Regions from separate parts of the Homo sapiens genome. Here region 2 is linked to region 1. A link is a loop called in an ENCODE intact Hi-C map of the cell type or tissue named here. Cell type or tissue: gastrocnemius medialis. All regions are shown on one strand. Each heading gives the region's core, and the rest is flanking DNA. Links, peaks and the distances in the headings are about the cores only.

What was found. A loop is a pair of places that touch in the nucleus more often than their neighbours do. Peaks named below come from ENCODE experiments on the same cell type or tissue, not always from the same donor. Only the 100,000 strongest peaks of a DNase experiment are listed, where the experiment ranks them.
Region 2: a loop joins it to region 1, with 3 times the contacts of the local background. A loop is called at or near these places in 23 of 110 quality-filtered maps.

What each region holds. Positions count from the first base shown.
Region 1 is chrX:136,265,053-136,272,924 of GRCh38, forward strand. No RefSeq gene overlaps it. Among named protein-coding and RNA genes, the nearest start is that of MAP7D3, 18 kb to the left of the region's middle. In gastrocnemius medialis, for the core only: a CTCF peak has its summit at 3,590 (motif pointing left); no DNase peak of the experiment used is centred there.
Region 2 is chrX:136,206,822-136,213,487 of GRCh38, forward strand. It overlaps FHL1 (four and a half LIM domains 1), which reads left to right. Exons shown (of 6, transcript NM_001159699.2): 3 at 195-369; 4 at 971-1,140; 5 at 1,634-1,820; 6 at 3,050-4,533. The coding sequence ends at 3,204. It also overlaps a transcript of MAP7D3 not described here. Among named protein-coding and RNA genes, the nearest start is that of FHL1, 13 kb to the left of the region's middle. In gastrocnemius medialis, for the core only: a CTCF peak has its summit at 2,662 (motif pointing left); DNase peaks (open chromatin) are centred at 2,667 and 5,210; H3K27ac peaks cover 5,000 bases.

The DNA.
Region 1 (7,872 bases), core at 1,266-6,265:
TCGTTCTTGTCTCCCAGGCTGGAGTGTAGTGGCGTGATCTCATCTCACTGCAAGCTCTGTCTCCTGGGTTCAAGTGACTCTCCTGCCTCAGCCTCCCGAGTAGCTGGGATTACAGGCATCTGCCACCACGCCCGGCTAATTTTTGTATTTTTAGTAGAGACGAGGTTTCACCATGTTGGCTAGGCTGGTCTGGAACTCCTGACCTCAGGTGATCTGCTGGCCTCGGCATCCCAAAGTGCTGGGATTACAGGCGTGAGCCACCACGCCCGGCCTCTTTCCTTTATATTAATGTCTACATATCAGGTTTACATAGTTATAATGTTTATGTCCATACCATGTTGTGATCTGCCTTTTTCACTTAACTTACCACATACTTACCACTTTAATGCCTAAATAGCATTCCATCTGGTCGATAGACTACATTTTTAAGACATTCTACCATTATTGAACATTTGGATTGTTTTCAGTTTTTCACCATTATAAACAGCTGGGCTTGGAATGATCTTACACAGTTTTTCACCTTCTATCCCCTTGTTCCTTTGGGGATTGTTTCTTCGGAATGTGGTCTCAGCAATGGGGGCAGAGGTATAAAGAGCTTTCAAACCAAATTGCTCTCCAGAGAAATACCACCAGTTCAGTGTGTCTGCATGTCATCAGTGATGGGGAGACAATATTATTTTTTATTTTTAAAAGACGGGGTCTCACTCTGTTGCCCAGGCTGGAGGTGCAGTGGCACAATCATAGCTCACTGCAGCCTTGAACTCTTGGCCTCAAGTGATTCTCCTGATTCAGCTCCCTAAAGCTCTGGGATTACAGGCCTGAGCCACTGCACCCCATCGAGTCTATACTATTGGGAAAAAAACGTGGTTTAACTCTTCTCTCCAGGCATAGAAAAGCAACTTGAGAATTCTTGGCTGAAACTTCCTTCCCCACCCCTACTTACCCCACCCTGTCTTCTGCACTGTTAGTGCTTTCCTGGCCTTTTCTTTCTGTCTTTTTTTTTTTTTTTGCAAAGTCTTGCTCTGTTGCCCAGGCTGAAGTGCCTTGGTAGGATCTCAGGTCACTGCAGCCTCTGCCTCCTGGGTTCAACAGAGAGGATCATGCCTCAGCCTCCCAGGTAGCTGGGATGACAGGCACACACCACCACACCTGGCTAATTTTTGTATTTTTAGTAGACATGGGGTTTCACCATGTTGGCCAGGCTGGTCTTGAACTCCTGACCTCAGATGATCCACCCGTCTCGGCCTCCCAACGTGCTAGGATTACAGGCATGAGTCACCGTGCCTGGCCTTCCTGGCCTTTTTCTAACTTACTCTTTCTGTGCAGAATCTTGGAGCAGAAATGGCCATGCTGATACACAACAGGACAAACAGTTTCTGCATATCAATACTAGGCAAAATCTCACAAAACCCACACACAGAAGTGGGAACATGAAAAGTCCTTCGCCAAATCAAACATTGGAGATACACAAATTCATGGACAAAAAGGTGATTTTGGTATCAAAGATTAGCTAATAAGAAAAGACTGTCTTTTTTTTTTTTTTTTTTTAGCGAGAAAAGTCTGACTCTGGATCTGTGAATCCATATCCTTGAATTTGAACATTTAGCCCACTGGATTTGGGGTGCCTGTCCTGACTTCTGTTACAAATAGTCAATGATTTAATTATAATAAGTAATTAAAAAAATATCAAGACCCTTTGCCTCCATTCACTATCTTATTTAATCCTCAGAACAACCCCTGGAGCGAACTCTATTAGCCCCTTTTTGCAGAGGAGGAAACTGAGGCTTAGAAAGACCATTTAACTTGCTTGGAGTCACACAGCTGGGAAGTACCAGAGCTATGATATGAACTCAAGTCTGTCTGATTTGAAGGCCTTTGTACTTGATCTTGTTCTGCCTCTCATATTCTTCTCATTTATGAGATGGTGACTTACAACCTGCCACACTAACTCCAGTGTTGTTTTAAGGATCAAATGAGATTAAAAATACTCCCAAAGTGCCTTGTAAAAAATGAACAAAACATTACACAAATAACATATGCACTTTGTAACTGAAAGGCATTGAGATCACTTGGATTTAATTTAGCTACAGTGATTCTGTAGGACTCTACCAGCCACAAAACCGGCTCAGCCCTAGGCTTTCTGGAGATACTCAGTAGCTTTGGTCCTAAGAATAATTTCTGATGGCTGGGCATGGTGGCTCACACCTGTAATCCCAGCACTTTGGGAGGCCGAGGTGGGCAGATTACTTGAGGTCAGGAGTTCGAGAACAGCCTGTCCAATGTGGCGAAACCCCATCTCTACTAAAAATACAAAAATTAGCATGCCCTGGTGGTGCGCACCTGTAGTCTCAGCTACTTGGGAGGCTGAGGCAGGAGAATTACTTCAACCCGGGAGGTGGAGTTTGCAGTAAGCCGAGATGGCGCCACTGTTTTCTAGCCTGGGTGCCAGAGTGAGACTCTGTCTCAAAAAAAAAAAAAAAAAATTTCTGAGAATGGATCCTGATTATGATTACACTGCGATATTTGCAAATGCAATGCTTACCTGTATGAGACTCACTTGTATTGATGTTTCTGTTCATGATGGTTTTGTGCATATTTTAAGGGAGCCAGAGTACCAGGTGTGGTACTCAGAGACTGTCCTAGAATACTCAGAGAATAATCAGGGAAAGCCAACTATTCTACCTCAGGTCTTTGTTATAGGTGGGTTATTGAGGCAATGTGATAGCAACTGATGGAGGCACTTTCTCTCCCACTTCCTCTGCTAAGAGAGAAACCTGGAGTTAGACACATTGCATTCAGAGACTGTTAACATTGAAAGAGGCCTTGGACATCCTTTCATTGGACATCAGTCCCCCTTTCTCATTTCTTATTTTTGGAATATAGCTTAAATGTGTTTGTTAAAAATGCATGCACTGTCCTGTATGTGGAAAAAAGAAGGCAAATTATGTGCGGAGTGTTGTATGAGACTCTCTCAAAGAAAGCTGTGGTCCAAAATGCCATCAGGCATCCCAGTGTATGCTGCCCATTCCTGTGGGTGACACACCTGCCTGAGTATGACGTGCCTCCCTGCCCCTTGCAGGCATAGTTTCATTTAATTCTGATAGAATCCTATGAGGTAGCTACTATCATTATCCCCATACTACAGACAAAGAACTCGAGGCCTAGAGAGGTTAACGAATCTGCCCCAGGGTCCATAGTTACTCCATGAAACTATTGGGTATATTCACCTCCCAAAAGAAAAAAATGGGCAAGAGGTTGGGGTTGAGAGTTGAGACAGACTTCTAGTTCTCACTCTGCCACTAACTACCTGTATGACTTTGGGCAAGTCTTTCCAGCTCTATTTCATCATCCATTCATCAGTTACTGTGCTGGTTGTTTCCTGGCTTTACATTCAATTCCTTTTTCTGAAATCCTTACAGTTATTTGTGATTACTTGTAACTGGAGTTAAACTTTAGTTGTCCAGAAAAATAAAAATAGAAATGCAAAGTATCAAGGTGCTCCCAAATCAAACATACAGATGGCAGAGATCATCACAGAAATGACAATAAGGACCCTTTTTCCTGTTTGGCAAAGCTGAGTGTTGCTGCCACCTAGCGAGTAAAAGGAAGATGGCTATCATGCAAGGTCAGGCCCTTCTGTGGAGGCCCAGGGAAAAAGACCAGAAATCATCCAGTTTACCAAATATTAATAACTTATGAGATTTCACTAATATGTTAAAATTGCAGCATTTGCTTCAGTATATGCAAGCCAATATCTCTTCCGTTGAGAAAAATGGGATCAGGAGAAGAGCTACTCTGGGCAGTGTTAAGTAGGAGTTATTAAAGAGGAGGTCTTTAAGTAGGAGGTCTTTAAGTGTTAAGTAGGAAGTCTTTGGTTTCCTCCAAACATCTGCTTACACTGTGTCCTTTCCTACTGATCCTCTCCCTCTCCCAGCTGGAATCCTAGAACCCTAAGTCTGAGCAGGAAGGAACCATCATCAGAGAATTTCTAAGGCAGCCCGGGTCATAGCACAGAAGAAAACGGATTTGACCAAGGTCACAAAGGTAGTTAACATAGGCAAGACTGACAGAAGACTAGTCTCAGAACTCTGAAACCTGGTCTGATCAAATCCACCCAAAATGGATGAGATTAGATATTTGCAAAATCACCTTCAGTCTGGAGCAATATTAGGAGATACCATCAATGATATGAACATATATAAGGAAGCCAAGTCGTTCTGGTAGGGAGAAATGGGTGGTCTGGCTGGAAATCTGGAGAAACTGAAGCTGTTGGGAGCTTCAGGCACTAGAAGATGCTCTCTACTGGGATGAGGGAAGAAATCTCTCATCAGGACTCAGAGAGGTCAGGCTGAGTATAAAGGCCCCCCAGTCAACAGATCTCAATCTTCATCAGATACATTCCCACCCATCAGGGAGTGCCCAGGGCTCCCAGTGCACCAGATCTAATCTTACGGTTTCCTCTGCTATTAGGAAAGAATATCAGAAGTGAGATGAGAAGCAAAGCTTATTGCAGGATAACTTGAATCTGCTAGAATGTATTTTTAAAAATCAAAATATTTTATTATTATTATTAATCATTTGCAGCAAACTCACAGCTCCTAGTTTGGATGGCCCCCATTCTTGCAATGATTCCTTTTTTTTTTTTTCGAGACAGATTCTGGTTTTGTCGCCCAGGCTTGAGTGCAGTGGCACAATTATGGCTCACTGCAACCTCCTCTGCCTCCCGGGTTCAAGTGAGAGGCTCATGCCTCAGCCTCCCAAGTAGCTGGGATTACAGGCGCATGACACCATACCCAGCTAATTTTTTAAAATATTTCTAGTAGAGATGGGTTTTCACCATGTTGGCCAGGCTGGTTGGTCTCAAACTCCTGGCCTCAAGTGATCTGCCTGCCTTGGCCTCCCAAAGTGCTGGGATTACAGGCTTGAGCCACTGTGCCCAGCCTGGAATAGCTCTTTGCACTGTCAACAACCTAAGTAATAACAATAATGATGATAATAATAGCTGATATCACCAAGGGCATTCATTGTGTTAGGGACTTTCCAGTCGTTATCTCATATATCTGACAATAGCCCAATGAAGTCATAATTATTATGACCCCTATTTTATAGCTGAGTAAGTTGAGGCTCAGAAAGCAGTTTGCCCAAGGTCACATAGCTCTCCCTGACCATCTCAGCTCTTAATCACTGCCCTATACTCACTGAAGGCTTGGCTTCTGAGATGCACTAATACCAGGAGGCAGGAGGTGAGTGTATCCTCTAACTAGTGGACATGTATATTTTTAACTCTAGGAAGAGATTCCCTCCTTGCCATCCCTAGACTTTGTTGTAAATTAACACATAGGCATTCCAGGATTACAGCCTCTCCTCAGGAAACTGATGGATCACTTGGTAGGCTAGTTGCCTGTAAGGGGAGAGATTACCTCTGGAAAACATTTTCCCTAATGTACAGAAAATTGTTTTCTGGGTGGGGATAGAGCGGGAGACAAACTGTAGGAGGATAGGTGACTAATTAAGGGGAAGAATTTTTGATTATCTGTTGTTTCAGATTATCAGAGTAATCGCTTCTGTCTATTAACATGGATAATTAAGAATTGACTGTGTAGTTAAGTAATTCAAACCTTCCTCTCTCACACACAAAATTCTCTTCAGTAATAAACAAGCATGCACAGAATTATTCACTGAAATAAATGGACTTCCTTCTTGTGTTTGTCAAATACAATCCCCTCTTCCTCTCACTGAATTACCAATTTAGATGAAGAGGTTCCTTAAACAAGAATCTATGTATGTATGTATGTATGTATGTATCTATTCATCTATCATCTGTTCTATATCTATGTAATATGAACCGAATATGCACTACAATGATTTTACTCTTGCTCTCACCTCCCCCCCCCCCTTTATTTTTGAGACAGTCTCGCTCTATTGCCCAGACTGGAGTGCAGTGGCACCATCTCGGCTCACTGCAAACGCCACCTCCTGGGTTCAAGCAATTCTCCTGCCTCAGCCTCCCAAGTAGCTGGGGTTACAGGCATGCACCACCACACCCGGCTATTTTTTTTTTTTTTTGTATTTTTAGTAGAGATGGGGTTTCACCATGCTGGCCAGGCTGGTCTCGAACTCTTGGCGTCAAGTAATCCACCCACCGTGGCCTCCCAAATCGCTGGGATTACAAGCATGAGCCACCATGCCTAGACCTCTCACGACCCTCTTTTGACATTTTTTTGGTTCCTTAGGCAAATAATATATACTAAATCAAGTATAATATTTTATGTTGTTACTCTATGGTTTTTCTTAAGGCAGAGAATAATTAACAGGACAGTTAGAAAATGTGAACAGGAAATAGTTGAATACAAGCTGAGAATGTTGCTAAAAAAGAGGAAGTGAGTTGGAAACTAAAGGAAGCTTTGTGTTTGGAGGGTCATCAAAGGAGAAAAGGGTTCTTTTAAAAAAAAAATAGAGGACTCACCTCATGCCTAGACTCCATGTACTAAGTCTGGAGTACAAGCAGAATTTTCAGCTGTTTCCGGAAACAAGCCTGAGGGGCACATAGACCACAAGTTCCCCTCCAGGGGTTGAGAGAATGTCTTACTTAACATGAAATTCTCCCATGTTTTCTAGCCTAGTGCTTGGCATGTTTTAGGTACCCAGTAAATATTTGGTAAGTCAAAATGAACTTTGTAATTGAGTTCCAGGCTTTGAGAATCAAGTTGGTGATTAAAAATCAAAACAAAACAAAACAACAGCAAAATAAATGAGAAATGATGGAGACTTCATTTTAGAGTGTGAAGGGAAGATTGCAAGGATAGTAAATGTTCTCATCTCATTTTATATGAATCATAACTGTAATAATGCAGGACATGTGGGCAGGTTTTCAGCGACTTGCTACAGCTCCCCTACAATCTAGCTATCTGCCTTTACTGTACAATTCACTCAAAAACAATTATTTAATTTAAAAAACTGCCTCTGATCATGCATGTGTGTGTGCATGCGTGTGTGTGTGCATGCATGTGTGTGTGTATGTTTGTATATGTAATTCAAAGAAGCTAGTACTAAAAAGAATTTTTAGAATTAGAGCAATTAAAAAAACCATTTATTTGTTTATTTATTTTGAGACAGAGTGTCACTCTGTTGCCCAGGCTGGGGTGCAATGGTGCAATAATAGCTCACTGCAGCCTCAAACTCCTGGGCACAAGTGATCCTCCCGCCTCAGCCTCTAGAGTAGCTGGAACTACAAGTGCGTGCCACCACACCTAGGTAGTCTTTAAAGTTTTTTTGCAGAGACAGGGTCTCTCTATGTTGTCCAGGCTTGTCTCAAACTCCTGGCCTCAAACAATCCTCCTGTCTCAGCCTCCTGAGTAGCTGGGATTATAGGCATGAGCCACTACACTCAGCTAGAATTAGGACAATTATTCCCACCAGAAGTCTGTGGTCACTACACAGTGTGCTGCGTGAGAAGTTTCAGGAGATCTACTCTTCTCTCTAGCTCCCCCATGCCTTTCTTCCCAAACAAGCAACTGCAACTTAAAATCCTTGTCTCTAGATGGCCCCTGTTGAAATTATGCATTTGGGAAGCAGTGGGTAGAAACCACCCAAAATCTTGGAAGGGAGCATTTATTATGTGCCAAGCATAGTGCTGGCAAATAAGCACATGAAAAGATGCTCAACATCATTAGTCATTCAGGAAATGCAAATTAAAGCCACAGTGAGATACCACTGCATACCTATTAGGATGGCTACAACTAAAACAAAGACAAAACTGTTCATATGAAACGCTGGCAAATTTGCAGGGTATTTGGACCTCTCATATATTTCTGATGAGAAGTCTTCAAGGAAAGCAGGATGAAAATGTGTAATAATTTGGTCTCTTGTCTA
Region 2 (6,666 bases), core at 263-5,262, 59 kb before region 1:
ATTTCAAGAATTGTGAGATTTTTATCCTCACCTCAGCGTCCCTCCTATAAGAATAGTCACTGTGGGGCAGTCCCAGGTGTAAGGGACTGTGTCATCTCAGTGGTCAGTCCCAGGGAAATCAGCCTTATGGGAGGGCTCCTGCCACCACCCCCAGCACCCCTCATGGTGGCCCACCCTGTCTGCTTGGTTTCCAGGAGGTGCACTATAAGAACCGCTTCTGGCATGACACCTGCTTCCGCTGTGCCAAGTGCCTTCACCCCTTGGCCAATGAGACCTTTGTGGCCAAGGACAACAAGATCCTGTGCAACAAGTGCACCACTCGGGAGGACTCCCCCAAGTGCAAGGGGTGCTTCAAGGCCATTGTGGCAGGTACTGCCTCCTTCCCACCCCGGGTTCCCAGGGAGGAGGCCCTGAGGGCAGACGTGATGTGGGCTTGCTTATCATGGTGGGGCTAACGTTGCTCTGAGCTGCTTTGAGATCTTAGCATATATATGTACACATATACATACACGTATATATGCGTACACATATATGCTCGCACACACGCACACACTCGGAGACTAAAGAACACTGGCGAGAACAGCCTGTGGCAACAGAATGAAGTGAACAGTATGTAGCGCTTTCTCATTTGGGCGTAGTAAGTGATGAAAGCATGCTTCTTCCTCAGGGTGTCATTCTGGGCCAGGCAGTCCCTGATTTAATGTCTAAGTGCACGCAGGGTATAGAGGTGGGGGAGTGGGGGATTCAGGCACTGGATCCTAAAATAATAATGCTGGGGTCCCCACCCATGACAGAAATCCTGGGTTGGCACAAGCACAAGTAGAACACAGGTAGGTTAGTTGGAGGTGTGAGGCCAGTAACTGCAGGGCCTGCATCCCCTCACCTCTGGAGGGCCTGGGGAGGGGAGCTGAGTGGATGCAGCCCCCTGCAGAGCCTGTCAGTGGGGCTATCCAATTGCTTCCCTCTGCAGGAGATCAAAACGTGGAGTACAAGGGGACCGTCTGGCACAAAGACTGCTTCACCTGTAGTAACTGCAAGCAAGTCATCGGGACTGGAAGCTTCTTCCCTAAAGGGGAGGACTTCTACTGCGTGACTTGCCATGAGACCAAGTTTGCCAAGCATTGCGTGAAGTGCAACAAGGTATGCTTTCAAGGGAGTTCTGCATTGACCGTTGTTTCTAGAAGTGTTTGACAGTTTGCAGAGCACTTCCACACACACTATCCCATTCCATCCTCACGACAGCCCTGTGACGTAGGAATTATTATTCCCGTTTTACAGATGAGGAGATCGTGGATTAGGAAGCAGTGCCACAGCCAAGTCAGGCTGTCAGTACGCATCCTCAGCCTGGTGGTGCGGGTGGCCCGTATGGCATGCTGAGCTGGGCAGCCCTGGCTCTAGAAGCCTGCCTCCACCACTTAGGGGCTGTGTAACCTCACATAGGGGCTCACCTTCTCCGAGCCTTGGTGTCTTCATCTGTAAAGTGGGGATAATAATAGCCCCTGCCTCCCATGGCTGTTGTGGAGATTAAATGAGATATTGTATACCAAAGCGCCCAGCACAGTGCCTGGCACGCAGTAGGCATTCAACAAAATGGTTGTTGAATCTGAATCCGGTGCTACACTCCCTGGTCTAGGCCATCACATCTGGAGGAATCACTTACCAGGATCAGCCCTGGCATGCCGATTGCTTTGTGTGTGTTACCTGCTCTAAGAAGCTGGCTGGGCAGCGTTTCACCGCTGTGGAGGACCAGTATTACTGCGTGGATTGCTACAAGAACTTTGTGGCCAAGAAGTGTGCTGGATGCAAGAACCCCATCACTGGTAGGCTAAAGAGTCCTTGCTAAGTCTGCCAGGCTAGGTTTTGCGCATGGTAACCATCTCTCATTTTCCTGTCGTCGGTTTCATCCACAAAGGCCCCCAGAGAATGCCCTTCTCCCCCTGCTATTGTGGTCCCAAAGGCCCCCCAAGAGTTTGGATTCGTCCCCAGGCCAGGTTAGCCTTTGCAATACAGAACACTTCCTGACTGTTGACTAACAATGCTGAGAGTTCACAAGCCTGAGACCTGCCAGCCAACACCGGCAGGCACTGCCACTTTGCAGGGGGATTCTGGGGGGAGGGGTGGGAGGAGGGTAGAAAGAAGGGGGTGGGGGAGGGTGGGGAAGGGGTAAGGGAGGCCGAAGAGTGATAACCCGGGATTGTAATACCCCATAGCTGAAGGCTAGTTCAGAGATGCCTGTTGGCAGGGTTTCTTTTTTTTTTGGTTTGCTGTTTATTTGTTTTTGCGATCAGCAAAGCTAATCACTTCATTCCTCATCTCGCGGCCGCGATCCACGTGCCCTGGGCCCTTTCCCTTGCCTCCAATTTTCCCATCTTCCCGGGGAGCCTTGAAATGTACATTTGAGAAGACTTTTGCCATCCTCAGGGAAAAGGACTGTGTCAAGAGTGAGCCACCCAGTCTCTAAAGCTAGGAAGCCCCCAGTGTGCCACGGGAAACGCTTGCCTCTCACCCTGTTTCCCAGCGCCAACCTCCGGGGCAGGCATCCGGGTGGAGAGAGGACTTGTCCCTCGTGGGTGGTGGTTCTTTATAGAAAAAATCGAAGCTTAGCAGCTCCTCGAGGCCCGGTAAGTGCACACCCCACGAACAGCCCAAGTTTGCCTCCTGGTGGCCACTTTGATGTCATGGCCCTGACCTAAATCAAAGAAACTGGTTATGCTGGGAGGTCGGTGCGCGTCACAGGGCAATAGCGTGGTGGCATGGGAACGTGGGGTCTTTACATCAGGGAAGCCCTTGGCCGGGCTTCAGCATCTTCTCAGGTCCTTGAGAGCCACAGCAGGGTTGCGGCGGCATGGGGGACAATGGCGGCGTGGGGGACTGTGCACGATGGAGTGGAGGAGGGGGTCTGGGAGCCAGGCAGACCTGGCTCTTGCGTGCTTGTCGGTCTGTGAGTGGGGCAGGTCGTCATTTTATCTCTCTGAATCGTGGTTTCCTCACCTGTATTCATTCAGCTGTTTCTCTTGTTTTCTTTTCTTTTCTTTTTTTTTCCCCCCAGGGTTTGGTAAAGGCTCCAGTGTGGTGGCCTATGAAGGACAATCCTGGCACGACTACTGCTTCCACTGCAAAAAATGCTCCGTGAATCTGGCCAACAAGCGCTTTGTTTTCCACCAGGAGCAAGTGTATTGTCCCGACTGTGCCAAAAAGCTGTAAACTGACAGGGGCTCCTGTCCTGTAAAATGGCATTTGAATCTCGTTCTTTGTGTCCTTACTTTCTGCCCTATACCATCAATAGGGGAAGAGTGGTCCTTCCCTTCTTTAAAGTTCTCCTTCCGTCTTTTCTCCCATTTTACAGTATTACTCAAATAAGGGCACACAGTGATCATATTAGCATTTAGCAAAAAGCAACCCTGCAGCAAAGTGAATTTCTGTCCGGCTGCAATTTAAAAATGAAAACTTAGGTAGATTGACTCTTCTGCATGTTTCTCATAGAGCAGAAAAGTGCTAATCATTTAGCCACTTAGTGATGTAAGCAAGAAGCATAGGAGATAAAACCCCCACTGAGATGCCTCTCATGCCTCAGCTGGGACCCACCGTGTAGACACACGACATGCAAGAGTTGCAGCGGCTGCTCCAACTCACTGCTCACCCTCTTCTGTGAGCAGGAAAAGAACCCTACTGACATGCATGGTTTAACTTCCTCATCAGAACTCTGCCCTTCCTTCTGTTCTTTTGTGCTTTCAAATAACTAACACGAACTTCCAGAAAATTAACATTTGAACTTAGCTGTAATTCTAAACTGACCTTTCCCCGTACTAACGTTTGGTTTCCCCGTGTGGCATGTTTTCTGAGCGTTCCTACTTTAAAGCATGGAACATGCAGGTGATTTGGGAAGTGTAGAAAGACCTGAGAAAACGAGCCTGTTTCAGAGGAACATCGTCACAACGAATACTTCTGGAAGCTTAACAAAACTAACCCTGCTGTCCTTTTTATTGTTTTTAATTAATATTTTTGTTTTAATTGATAGCAAAATAGTTTATGGGTTTGGAAACTTGCATGAAAATATTTTAGCCCCCTCAGATGTTCCTGCAGTGCTGAAATTCATCCTACGGAAGTAACCGCAAAACTCTAGAGGGGGAGTTGAGCAGGCGCCAGGGCTGTCATCAACATGGATATGACATTTCACAACAGTGACTAGTTGAATCCCTTGTAACGTAGTAGTTGTCTGCTCTTTGTCCATGTGTTAATGAGGACTGCAAAGTCCCTTCTGTTGTGATTCCTAGGACTTTTCCTCAAGAGGAAATCTGGATTTCCACCTACCGCTTACCTGAAATGCAGGATCACCTACTTACTGTATTCTACATTATTATATGACATAGTATAATGAGACAATATCAAAAGTAAACATGTAATGACAATACATACTAACATTCTTGTAGGAGTGGTTAGAGAAGCTGATGCCTCATTTCTACATTCTGTCATTAGCTATTATCATCTAACGTTTCAGTGTATCCTTACAGAAATAAAGCAGCATATGAATAACCTGCCTCCTGTCTTTTCATTCTGCCTGGTGGAATCGCTATAAGGTGATACTCCTAATCCAGAAACCTAAATGACTTATTTTCCTTCCAGGATATACTCACTTTAGTGCAGGCGCACAGAACATAGGAATTATAAACAAACCTGTAAAAACCACACTTGATTGATAAATAAATAATTAAAAACAAACAGAAACCACTCTGACCTAAAATAGTATTTCCCAGATTTTCACATCCCTGAAAAAGAAAGAAAACGATGAATTGGTTTGATTTGGCCAGGGGATTAGGGAGGGAATCCCTGATGAAGCATGGCACTGAGAAGCCATCTTGGTCCCTGTTTGTTGGGTGCTTCCTCGGTGTGCCTTTCCCCTTGTGCCCTCTGGAGCCTGGGGTCCAGGTTGAACGTGACCATCTCAACTGCGGCTGCCTCCACCTGCCAGCTGAATGACACCCTCGCTCCTTCTTGTGGATGTGGCTCACTAAGGAAGCTGCCCATTTGGGCCCATGCACTTCAGTTAGGGGGAACATGCAGGGATGCCGTGGGCAGAGGCAGGGGGTTGGCCTGGCATTGAGGCTCCCCAGTTGCCGCTGCTTCTAGACTAGCACCACACACCAGTGTCTTTTGTTCACCTCTGAGGCTCGTGTTCTTGGGTCATCCAACCTGCCCACACCCATGTGGCCCTTACGGCACAGCACAAGAGGCCCCATGCGACAGGTGTCTGCTGCACTCTCCTGGTGGAAGAGGCTTCAGACCATAAGGGCCCCTCGTCAAAGTACAAGCAGAACTGGGTGGGAGGAGGGGGTGTTAGTCTTAACTGGGCCACATGCTGAGGGTGATAAAAGCAAAGGACAGAAGCCCTTTGGTGCTAACGTTTGCCTTCTGAGAAGGGAACTGAACCTGTCAGCAAGAAACCATGAGCACTTTTAGGAATGTGGCACATCCCCTTGTGTGTGTTTCCTTACAGAAATTAGCCATGAAAACCTTGAAACCAATGAAGTCTGTCCAGTCATGTGGGGCCCCAGGGACAGTGAGGCTGGCTCAGGGGATGGGGAGTGGCTGCCCTCACTGCTCCCAAGGGAGTGGGCTGAGTTCCTGAGGCTGCAGCAAGGAAAGGAGCCCCACGGGGAGAGGGGACAGAAGACAGGCCTGGGATGGAGAGGGGGCCCCATCTGCCTTCACTAAGGGCTTTGGCCCCGGCTTATGCTCTCAATCCATTTCGGCTGAGCCCTGGGCCTTCAGCATCCAGACGCATGCTCTCCTTCCTACCCACGTGCTCTTTCCCATTCCGGAACTCCTCCTCACTGCGACAGTTCCTTTCCCTCCAGTCCTCGGTCCACCCTCCTTCTCAGCCCCTTCCCACCCTAATGCCCCTCCGCATCTGCCCTACATTCTATGGTTTGCACTTCACTCGTTTCCCTCCTCACTCCTGTTATCCCTTTGCCCTTCTAGCCTGCTTGGCCTGCAAAACCTGAGTGGATGGCTTGAGCTCTGTTGAGGAAAAGCACCCTGGCCTAAAATTCCCCGTCCCACTACTCTGCCACTTGGCCCAAAGTCCCAAGACCGCCTCCACCACCTTCCTCACCCGGGAGACTGAGGTCTATCCGGAGTCAGCTTCTAACTATTGCTTGCTTCGTGATGCCTGCCTGCCGTTCACACTTCAGCATCTTGTGAAGCACCTACACGCATCACAGCTGACACGCACCATCACTCCCGTTTCCCAGATGAGAAAACAGGTTAAGAAGCTTGCCTAAGGTCACACAGCTAATAAGTGACAAGCCACACCCTAGACACACCTCTAGCATATCACTCATGACACTAAATTGTCGTAAAAAATAGACACATCACAATAAAACCATCGTGCACAGTGCTCAGTACTTAGAAGGCATTTGTTTGTTGAATATGCGATTTTAAGAGTGACACCCCTAAGGCTCAGGAGAAATGAGGGTAAATTTCCCCTTAACAATTTGTCAGCAGAGAAACATTTTCTCCCTCATAATTAATGGGATCAGAATATCAAGAACCTCTCTGCTTGTGGTTAACAGGGTGGGCTCTGGCACCAGGCTACCAGGGTTCAAATCCTGGCTGCTCTGCCACTTTGTAGTCATGAGACTGTGGGCAAGTTAACCTCTCTGAGCT